2 separate regions of the Homo sapiens genome follow, and region 2 is linked to region 1. A link is a loop called in an ENCODE intact Hi-C map of the cell type or tissue named here. Cell type or tissue: Caco-2. All regions are shown on one strand. Each heading gives the region's core, and the rest is flanking DNA. Links, peaks and the distances in the headings are about the cores only.

The links. Peaks named below come from ENCODE experiments on the same cell type or tissue, not always from the same donor. Only the 100,000 strongest peaks of a DNase experiment are listed, where the experiment ranks them.
Region 2: it touches region 1 in a loop (2.4-fold over the local background); 1 of 110 quality-filtered maps calls a loop at or near these places.

What each region holds. Positions count from the first base shown.
Region 1 is chr20:48,484,712-48,490,082 of GRCh38, reverse strand. No RefSeq gene overlaps it. Among named protein-coding and RNA genes, the nearest start is that of LINC00494, 130 kb to the right of the region's middle. RefSeq lists a silencer at 533-733 and enhancers at 744-843, 1,244-1,373. In Caco-2, for the core only: no CTCF peak of the experiment used is centred there; DNase peaks (open chromatin) are centred at 1,289, 2,682 and 4,721.
Region 2 is chr20:48,575,585-48,580,955 of GRCh38, reverse strand. No RefSeq gene overlaps it. Among named protein-coding and RNA genes, the nearest start is that of LINC00494, 220 kb to the right of the region's middle. In Caco-2, for the core only: a CTCF peak has its summit at 2,337 (motif pointing right); a DNase peak (open chromatin) is centred at 2,360.

The DNA of each region.
Region 1 (5,371 bases), core at 255-5,254:
AACTGGCTGCTGTCCTTTAATTAGCAGGGGACACACTAAGCTATGGTCTCCTGCAGGCTCCATAAACATCCATGAAATCAGCCTGGTGACTCCAAGCTCGGTGCAGACTGCAGGGACCCATAGTGGCCAAGGGGCCCCCACCCCCGGTCTGGCTCTCAGAACAGCCTCCAGGAGAAAATGCCAAGCCATCCGGACTCGTGGCAGCTGCTCAACCTGGCAAGTTCTTTCTTGCAAATTGAGATCCAGGCTGTGATCTGGGCTGGCTCTGCACATTCTGGTGCCTGTTATCTGCTGGTTGGAGCTGCCTGGACGCCTCTGAGGGCTGCTTGTGCGTGGGTGGGGGCTGCTTTTGAACACATGGCGGCCCCATCAGCCTCGCCTTCTCCACTTCTGGCCTTATTAAATGATGGTTATTGTAGGGAGGATGCAGGGCCAAGCATCCTCTTATGCAGCACCGTGAGATGCGGGGTGTCCAGTGTGCCAGGAGAAATTCAAGCCTCATTTCCCTCTGAGACACTGGGATGAGGCCACGTGCAGAGTCTCAGCGCCCGGATCGCAGGTGCGTTGTCTGAGTCTGTGCATGAGGTGCCAAGGCCTGGCCCTGGGCTGTGTGGGATGAGATTGAAGTGTGTCTGATGGGAGGGCCCAGGTCACACCCACTAGGGGCCAAGAGTACACAGATGTAGACGCCAGTGCCTGCCCAAGTCACCCAAAACGGAGAAAGGGAGGCTCTGGGAAGCCCTCGGGCCAGAGGCTGATGACGTGGCATCTTCGAGGGGACTGCCCGCTGCTCAGGGCAGAAGGGGACATCCTGATGCGGCACCTGTGATAGCCCCCCCACCGTTCCTGCCCCTCAGACCCACTGTCCCTGGAGACCTGCAGAGGGAATCCCCGCAGACGAGAAGGCATCTCTGTCACTTGCTTTGTCTCCCCTTGGTCACGGCAAACACATGCTCACAGCCCTCAGGTGACAAGCCTCTGTTTCTGCCCCCTTCTGATTCCTCTGCTCCACGGGTGTGGCCACTGCTCCTGGCTTGCAGTGTCTGTGCGGCTATGACAGCCCAGGTTCCTCTCAGGGCGGGTGTCCCTCCTGCAGAAAGCTCACCCTGTCTCCTGGGCCCCGGCCCTGCTCCTGAACAGAGGAGGGAAGGATTGGGGTGGTGGCTGATGAGTTCTCATGTGAAGGACTGGGGTGGTGGCTAATGGATTCTCATGTCACCTCTTTCCCATATTCCCCTGGGCTCTTCCTTCAGAGCCTCCACCCTGCACCCTGATGACTCACTGCGTCTCATGTAGGAAGTCCCCAATGACATCTCATGCCCTGTACACAGGTCCCTGCAGCCTGGGCCCCTCCCCAGCTCTGCTACCTCTGGCGGAAACCCCACTTTCACCCCTCCCTCCTTACATCTGGTGGGGATTGCAGGGGGCTTGTTGGAGGGAAGCTACATGTGAGACCCACATGATGCACCAACCCTCACTGTGCAGACCCCACCCCATCTATTTTCTTCTATCCCTTCTGCAGTCAACACAGCCCTGGCTGTGCATTTGGCCCTCTCTTCACGGGGCTGTGTCTGGGCAGATGGGGCTGGAAAACAACTCGCTGGGCCCAGCTGGGGTGTGTTGTGAATGTCACAGCCCGGCCTGTGCAACAGGAGGCTCCAGGATCCCTTTAGGGATAGGGCAGGGGGCGGGAGAGTGCAGGTTAAATGGGATGGGCAGGGGCAGGAAGGCAGCAGGGGTGATTAATTTTTCTCGAATCGTTGCCAGGCTACCTTTCAATTCCTTGTCTATGGCCCAGGCACAAAGAAAGCTGATGTTCTGCTGCCAACCTGGCTTGTCTTTTAATCATACCCTTTGCTTGTCAGTTTAGACACCTTGGTATACTCTCATTGCTTTTTAGCAATCTTTGCAACTTGCTGGACTTTTCCACCCAAATAGGAAGAGCAGATCATGTGTACTGTGTGTCAGGCACTGTGCTAAATGCATTAGCTATTTCAATCCTCACAATAGCCCTATGAGATGGGCACTATCATTATCCTTATTCTGTAGATGTGGAAATTAGCACAGAGAGGTTAATTAACTAGCCCAGAGTCACTCAGCTACTGAGTGGCAGAGCTGAGATTTGAACCTAGGCAGCCTGGCTTCAGGGCCTATGCTCTTAATCTCTCACTGTAGGGGCTCTTAAGTGAGTTTCCAGCTTCCATGGCTTCAGTTGAAGGGACTTCTCTGTGGAGGCAGGGCTAGGAGGAAGTTTATCCATGGGTCCTACAGCAGCCATCTAGAAGGATGGGATTGGTTGTGACTCAGACTCTACCCTTGCTTCTGCCTCTGCCGGGAGCTCTGTCCCCTGGCTCATCCCAGTATCTGCTCCTCCTCCCTCCTCAGGACTCAGGTACAGCATTGCAGAGGATGTTTGCTGAGCACTTGCTATCTGCCAGGCACTGTGCTAGGTGCAGGGGATCTTGCAACAAACAAAATTCCTGCTTTTATGAAGCAGACATTCAGTAAGTGGAGAAGGAGAAACAAATCAGTGAAAGGTACACATGTCAGCTGCTAATCCATGCTACAGGGAGACATTCAGCAGGCTTGGGGATAGGAAGCTCCAGGTATGTGGGAGGGTGTGTTAGCTTCCTGTGGTTGCTGTGACAAATCACCACCAACTTGATAGCTTCAAACAGCACAGATGGACTCTGTCCTAGCTCTGGAGGTCAGGAGTCTGCCGTCGGTTTTACTGGGCTAAGTCAAGGCGTCAGTAGGGCTGGCTCCTGCTAGAAGCGCTGAGGGCAGGATTCTTTGCGTTTTCAGTGTCTGTATTTTCTTTCTTTCTATTTCTTTCTTTCTTTCTTTCTTTTTTCTCTTTCTTTCTTTCTTTCTTTCTTTCTTTCTTTCTTTCTTTCTTTCTTTCTTTCTTTCTTTCTTTCTTTCTTTCTTTCCTTCTTTCTCCTCTCCTCTCCTTTCCTTTCCCTTCCTCCTGTCCTTCCTTCCTTCCTTCCTTCCTTCTTTTCTCTCTCTCTCTCTCTCTCCCCAACACCCCGCCCTGCCATCTTTCTTTGTCTCTTTCTTTTTTTTAGAGGCAGAATCTCACTCTATTGCCCAGGCTGCAGTGCAGTGGTCCAATCTTGGCTCACTGCAGCCTCTGCCTCCTGGGTTCAAGATATTCTTCTGCCTCAACTTCCCAAGTAGCTGGGACTACATGTGTGTGCACCATGTCCGGCTAATTTTTTTTGTGTTAGTAGAGATGGTATTTCACCATGTTGGCCTGGCTGGTCTCGAACTCCTGACCTCAAGTGATCCACCTGCCTCTGCCTCCCAAAGTGCTGGTCTGGCCTGTGTTTTCCTTTAAGCCCCTTGTATTCCTGGGCTCGCGGCCCCTTCCTCCATATTCAAGCACATGATTCCAGTCTCTGCCCTGTCACTATAGCTCCTCTGACTCAGACTCTCCTGCCTCCCTCTTATAAGGACCCCTGTGATTACACTGGGCCCAGCCAGGTCATCTAGAGTCATCTTTCTATCTCAAGATCCTTTACTTAATTACATCAGCAAAACCTCTTTGCAATGGACATATACACAGGTCCCAGGGGTTTGAATGTAGACATGTATGGGGGGCCCTTGTTCAACCCCCTATGGGGGGTGGTTGTTGATTTTCAGTAGGATGGTCAGGGAAGACCCCGCTGAGAAGCCACCATTTGAGCAAAGACCGGAGGAGCTGAGGCTGTGGGCCAGGATGACAAGGGTGGAGCCTTCCAGGCAAAAGAATAGTGAGTACAAAGCCAGCAACAGGTGTGCTGGCATGTTCCAGGAAAATCAGGGAGGGAGCCACAGCTGCGGCCGAGTGAGGAGAGGAGCAGCGGGAGGTGAGGTCAGAGAAGCCTTGGGGGCAGAAGCTGCGGGCCTCATGGTTATCATGAAGCTCGGGGTTTTACTCTGAGTATGTGGAAACCATGGAGAGTTCTGAGCAGAGGAAGCACAGGACCTGACCTGGGTTTCACAGGCTTCCTCTGGCTGCTGTGTGGAAAATAGGGAAAGCAAGAGTGGAAGAAGGGAGGCCTGTCAGGAAGCTTTTGCACAATGGCCTTGGTGAGAAAGATTCATGGCTTGGAGCAGATGCTGGGATGTGTCCCCCACATCCCCTTTCAGGAGCAGGCATGCATGCCCCACTGCCCAGGGGGTTGCCTGCTGAGAGCTCACAGCTGAGACCCTCCCCAGAAAATGCCCCTGGCTGACAGGAGCTGCTTTGCCCAGTCACCCTTCCTGGGGTCCCTCCATCTCCAAAGACTAGTAGTAAACACAGGGGTCTAAAGGTCCAGCCCCTTGACTCGATTCATCACAGCTCTGAAGGGCCGTCTTTGCTGCAGACTTCCTCAAAGGATGGATTGCAAAGTCATGCGTAGAGTGTGCAGGGCTCAGGTGACTATCTATATGTCTGTCTATATTTTAGGATCCCTGTCTATATGAGCAATTTGTTAAAATATATATTTCAAAATTCCTGAGCCCACATGAAATCTATTGATGTATCCACAAAGGTGTAGAATAATGGATAGAGAAGGGGTACTTATGTGGTTTATTGTCCAACAGATTGTGTGAAAGTTTTTTGTCATGTCCAAGCAGCACCTCCTTCTGGTCAGGCCCACGTTATATACGAGAACAATGGAACAAGTCGAAGACAAAGCAACACGTCCCCCTGTAAAAACTGTCAGTGTAACTGTCCACTTCCGTATCTGTCCAGTCACTTAACAAATATTGACAGACCATCTTTAAACACAGGCTGCTGTGCTGGTGTCTGGGACACAGCGGTGAGTAAGAGCCGTAAGAGCCATCTGATCTCATGACACTCTCAGGAAGTTCCAGTCTATGAGGATGGACAGCATGCAGGTCAACACATAAACATCATTCAGACTGTGAAAGATACAATAAAGGACACAGATTGGGAGATGGGATAAAGAGTCATGGGGGTGGAGCTACTGTCTCATTTTGGGTGGTCTGGGAAGGCCTCTCTGAGGAGGTGACATGTGGGCTGAGTCCTGAAGGATAAGAAGGGGCTGCCATGGGTGATTTGAGGGAACAGCACACTAGGTGGAAGGAACAGCAAGTGCAAAGGCCAGAGATCAGGAGGATCAGAGATGGGGACAGAGTATCTAAGAAATTGGGAGAGTGGTAAGAGATGGGGATGTAGAGACACTGTCAGGTGAGATAGGGAAGGGAGCCAGGTGTGGTGGCTGACACCTGTAATCCACCAGCCTGGGCAATGTGGCGAGACTTCATGTCTTAAAAAAAAAAAAAAGCCAGATGTGGTGGCACATGCCTGTGGTCCCAGCTACTGAGGAGGCAGGAGGATCATCTGAGCCTGGAAGGTTGAGGCTGCAGTGAGTCA
Region 2 (5,371 bases), core at 259-5,258, 91 kb before region 1:
TGAGTGTATTACTTATATAATAATAGTGACTGACAGAGCCATGGAGAAAAAGAGAGCAGGAGGGGAGGATGGGGTGTGCAGTGTGGATGGGGTGGCTGGGGACAGCCTCACTAACAAGGTGACATTTGAGTAAAAATGGGAGGAAATGAGTAACGTGCATGTCTTAGGGTAGAGAATTCCTGTAAGATGGAAGGAAGTGCAAAGGCCCTGAGGTGAAAGCTGACAGGGCAGTGGGGTGAGACCAGTGGATTAAGGCCTCATGTGCCATTGCGAGGACTTTGGCTTTTTTTTTTTTTTTTTGAGACGGAGTTTCACTCTTGTCGCCCAGGCTGGAGTGCAATGGCATAATCTTGGCCCACTGAAACCTCTGCCTCCCGGGTTCAAGCGACTCTCCTGCCTCAGCCTCCTGAGTAGCTTGGATTACAGGCCTGCACCATGATGCCTGGCTAATATTTTGTATTATTAGTAGAGATGGGATTAGTATGTTGGCCAGGCTGGTCTCGAACTCCTGACCTCAGGTGATCCACCCACCTCAGCCTCCCAAAGTGCTGGGATTACAGGCGTGAGCCACTGTGCCTGGTCCCCGACTTTGGCTTTTGTTCTGAGTGAGTTGGGAGCCACTGCAGGGCTTGAGCAGAGGAGGGATAGGATCTGAGTTGGATTCTGGGAGGCCACGACCCTAGAAGGGGTGAACTGCAGGTGCACCAGCCCTACCTTTAGGAGCATCCAGGCCCGGGGAGGGGAGGGGGATGGACATTGGACAAATGACTCATATTCGACTTTTTTTTTTTTTTTTTTTTGAGACAGGGTCTCTCTCTGTTGTCCAGGCTGGAGTGCAGTGGCGCAATCATGGCTCACTGAAGCCTTGGCCTCCCAGGCTCAAGTGATCCTCCCACCTCAGCCTCCCATGTAGCTGGGACTGCAGGTCTGCACCACCACACCCTCATATTCCATTTTTTCAAGCATGGTATGTGCTCTGTATACCTCTCCCTTCCTTCATCTGGCTCAAGTCCTGCCCTCTCCAGGGAGCCACTGCCAATTGCAGACACATCTGACTGGGATCAGCTGAGTTCATTGGTCAGACCCTGCATGATCCTTGGGAAGAGGGGCTGAGAGCTCGGCACCGTGGCTCCCCATTGTGACCTGAGCCTGAGGCCATCCTGAAGGTGGGAGAGGGGACTCTGCACAGCCCTGCCCCTCCTGGAGAAACTGCTCAGCAGCCTCTGGTCCCCAGATAGACAGGACACGGCCTTTGTGAAGCAACAGTTTCTTCCATAGGTCTGCCTGGTCCCATCATTTAGGTGACCCCAAGAATAACCCCGAGCTCTGTTGGTCAAGATTCCTGTGGTTGGCCGGGAGCGGTGGCTCAGGCCTGTAATCCCAGCACTTTGGGAGGCCGAGGCGGGCGGATCACGAGGTCAGGAGATCGAGACCATCCTGGCTAACATGGTGAAACACCGTCTCTACTAAAAATACAAAAAATTAGCCAGGTGTGGTGGCGGGTGCCTGTAATCCCAGCTACTCGGGAGGCTGAGGCAGGAGAATGGCGTGAACCCTGGGGGGTGGAGCCTGCAGTGAGCTGAGATCGCGCCACTGCACTCCAGCCTGGGCGGCAGCGAGACTCCGTCTCAAAAAATAAATAAATAAATAAATAAATAAATAAATAAATAAATAAATAAATAAATAAGATTCCTCTGGTTGTAAGGGACAGAAGCTCAGTTCAAACAGAAATAAGTGAAACAAGAAAACCTCCCAGCCCATGTAATGAAGTCAGGCGTATTGGGCTTCTGACCCAGCTGGCTCCAGGGCTCCAACAATCTGGCCACGACGCAGTCCGTCTCCATCTCTGTGCTCTGCTGTCCTCTGTGTTGGCTTCACTCCCAAGTAGGTAGTTTCCATGGGGGACCATGACGACCACTGGCAGCTCCTGGCTTCCACCCCTCAGCTCAGCAGCCTCGGGGCACAGAGAACGTCTCTTTCCCGCAAAACCTGCAGAAGCCCCAGGGCAGGCTCCCATTGGCCTATTGTGGTCACATGTCTGTGAAAACCCACAGAACAGCCCCCAGGAAAGATGTCCACATCAAATACCTGGAACCTGCGGTGCCCACGTATTTGGAAAAGAGGTCTTTGCAGATGTGACTAAGGTAAGGATCCTGGGATGAGGAAATGATTCTGGATTATTTTGAGTGGACCCTAAATACTGTCACGGGTCCTTATGAGAGGGAAGAGAAGACAGAGGAGGAGGCAATGTGGCCATGGTGGCAGAGACTGGAGCGATGTGGCCACAGCCAAGGAATGCCGGCAGCCATCTGAAGCTGGAAAAGGCCAAGAACGAATTCTCCCCCCATGCCCTGAGCCTCCAGAGGGAGCCACAGCCACCCTGACTTCAGGCTTCCAGCCTTAGGGCCATGAGATGTGAATGTCTTTGTTGTGAGCCACCTTGTTTGTGGTGACTTGTTACAGTGGCCACAGGAAACAATGTCCCTCCCACTTCCAATCAGAGTCCAGGAGGATGGAGCATTCTGCATGGTCGCCCTGGGGTCACACATCCCCCCAGGCCAGTGCTGGGTCAGCCCCACCTGGTCCATACCATGGCTCAGCGTGAGGCGGACCAAGTCCACAAGGGAAGGTCAAAGGTGGGCAGGACGGACACATCCAGACAGAAATCACGGATGCCGCTGTGGCTTCTTCTCCCAGAGCAGGAAACCGAGTCTGAGAGGTGGGAGGCACCTCTCCAGGGTCACGGAGCTCAAACTGGCCAGGAAAACTTTCAGCCCAGGGCTTCGCGCCCAGCTCCAGGGCAGGGTGTCTCCAATCTTCCACCTGTAACACCCTGAGAAGTTCCCGGGAGGCGCTAGGTCATGAGTGAGGCCTGTCTTGGGGCCATACCCCTTGTCTCAGTAAGACCAGCCTCATATGTGTCCCCTAAAAGCAATCTGTGCAATAAGGAGCAGCCCAGGAGGCCCTTCTCTCCACATCCCTCATTCTCCAAGGGCGGCTGACACCCGTTAGTGCTCCATCCCCCGGTTTGGAAAACACAAATGTGCAGCGTGGAATGCAACTCACAGAGCAGGCTGCTCTCCTCCCAGAGAGCTTGGCTTCCCTCTGTTCTCTGCCAGGGCCCCGAGGTTCCCCTCTATCATGCTGGGGTGCAAATTCACACGTCCCCACCAATGTGCCTGTGCACATGCCCAAGCACCCACCCATGGGGACACTGGTAGATGCACACGTGTGAGCACAAACCTGCATGTGTGTGCAAAGCCTGTCTACAACACATGCCTGTACCTACACACACGTACACTCCACCATGTATGCACACACGCAGAACCTTTCCCGCCATCTCACACACAGGTGCACACCCCCTGAAACAGTTGAATGCAAACGCCCCGCTGTCTACACAGACCCCACAGACATGGGCCACATCACTCATTCTGAGACCAGACAGCCTGGGTCCAACCCCCAGCTTCACCACTTCTGAACCTGTCATTTGGGTCACATGGTTTAACCCTTGTGAGCCTCAGTTTCCTCAAACCTGAGAAACAATCTCAGATAAAGCCATCATGGGGGTTGCGTGAGTTAATGCATGGAAAGTGCTTAGAAGAATGGCTGGCAAGCAACAGGCATGAGATAAATGTGAGCCCCAAGCACACAGCCCCAGTGCACGTCCACACGCTCCCACATATGCACATGTGTGCACCCACATGCATGCACCTGCATGGATACCTGGCCCAGGCACCACACATGGAGATGAACATTCACATGTGTACAAACAGGTCAAGCCCCCACAGATCATGCTGTGCTGCGCCACACCTGTGTATAGTACTCAAGCATCAGCATCCCCACCCAATCACAGAATGTATATACAGCTGTGCACACACAAATGTGCATCCATGTGTATATGCCCCCCACCCCGCACACACATCCCTCCTCTTCTCAGCAGGGCCAACTGTTCTGTCCCCACTATCTCAGCCCCAACATGGTGCCCTACAGACCTGGGCCTCATCCGGAGCTCCAGGCAGAGGGAGATGGCTGCCCCTGGTTAAGCTCCATGGAACTTTCTTGGATTCTCTTTGTGGAATCACAGAATTATGGAACATTTGTGCTGGAAGGGCCTTAACCTGATCAGGTCTCAAATTGTAAAGATGGGGAGACTGAGGCCCAGGAAGGGGCACCCCCTTGTCCATAGTCACCCATGGAGCAAGGGCCCAGACCAGGAGCTAGTGCACAGAACCCACCTGGCAGCCACTGGACCAGGTCCACAGCAGGGAGAGGGGCATGGGTGATGCTGGGAGGGTGGCAGGGTGGGAAGCCGGGGCATTATGCTGAGATGCCCACACCACAGGGCCAGGGTGAGAGCCCCAAGGGGGCCTCAAACCCAGACCCAGGAGCCTGGATGAGAGCAGGGCTTCCCCAGGGCTGGGGTAGGGTGAAGGCGTCTGTATATATTCAACCAATGTTCACCAGGGGCACAAGGTAATTCAATGGGGAAAAGAAAGTCTTTTCAACAAATGGTTTAGAAGTAAATGAATACTCAAAAAGGGTAAAAATGAACTTCAACCTCTAACTCATACCATACAAAAATTAACGTTAAATAGATTGCAGACTTAAACATAGAAGCTGAAACTCTAAAACTTCTAGAAGGGAACACAGGCATTCCTTAGATAGGATGTAAATAGCACCAGCCATCAAAAAAGATGAATTGGGTTGCATCAAAATTAAAAACTGCTGCTTTTTCTTTTATTTATTTAAACATATGTTCGACAAAAGGCTTGCAGTGCAGAGGCTGGCAGAGCTGAGTTTCTCTTCCCAAGGCCGTGCTCATGCCGGGCAGTGGATCCTCTCCTGCACATGCAGCGCTTGCTGGCTTCCGCATCATCTTCTTCCTTGGCGGCTTCAGGCCTGGGGTCCTAACAGCTTCCCTTCCCTCTGATGCTAGTCCTGGGGGCCGTCACCATCTCTTTGGGGTCCTTTAACCTGCTATCTCCTTGTAAACACTCCCTCCATTGTACACTCCTCAGTTTCCCTCTGCAGATCTGCTATCTGCCTCCTGCTGGGATCCTGCCTGGGACAGAACTGTCGCAGTTGCAGATATGAAGTTTGTCTGGAAGCTCAAACACAGATATGTCAGCAGAATAAAGTTCAACTTCCTACACTGTGGGGGCAAGAGCAAGGGTCAAGGGGAAAGGGTTACCCTTGGAAGCACTGGCTTTCAGACCTTGGGCCTCCCTCCCTCCCTCCCCTCCTCCCCTCTGCTCCCTCCCTCCCTCCTTCACTCCCTCCCTCCCTTCCTTCCTTCTTTCCTTCCTTCCTTCCTTCTTTCCTCCTTCCCTCCCTCCCTCCTTCCTTCCCTTCCTCTATTTCTCTTTCTTTC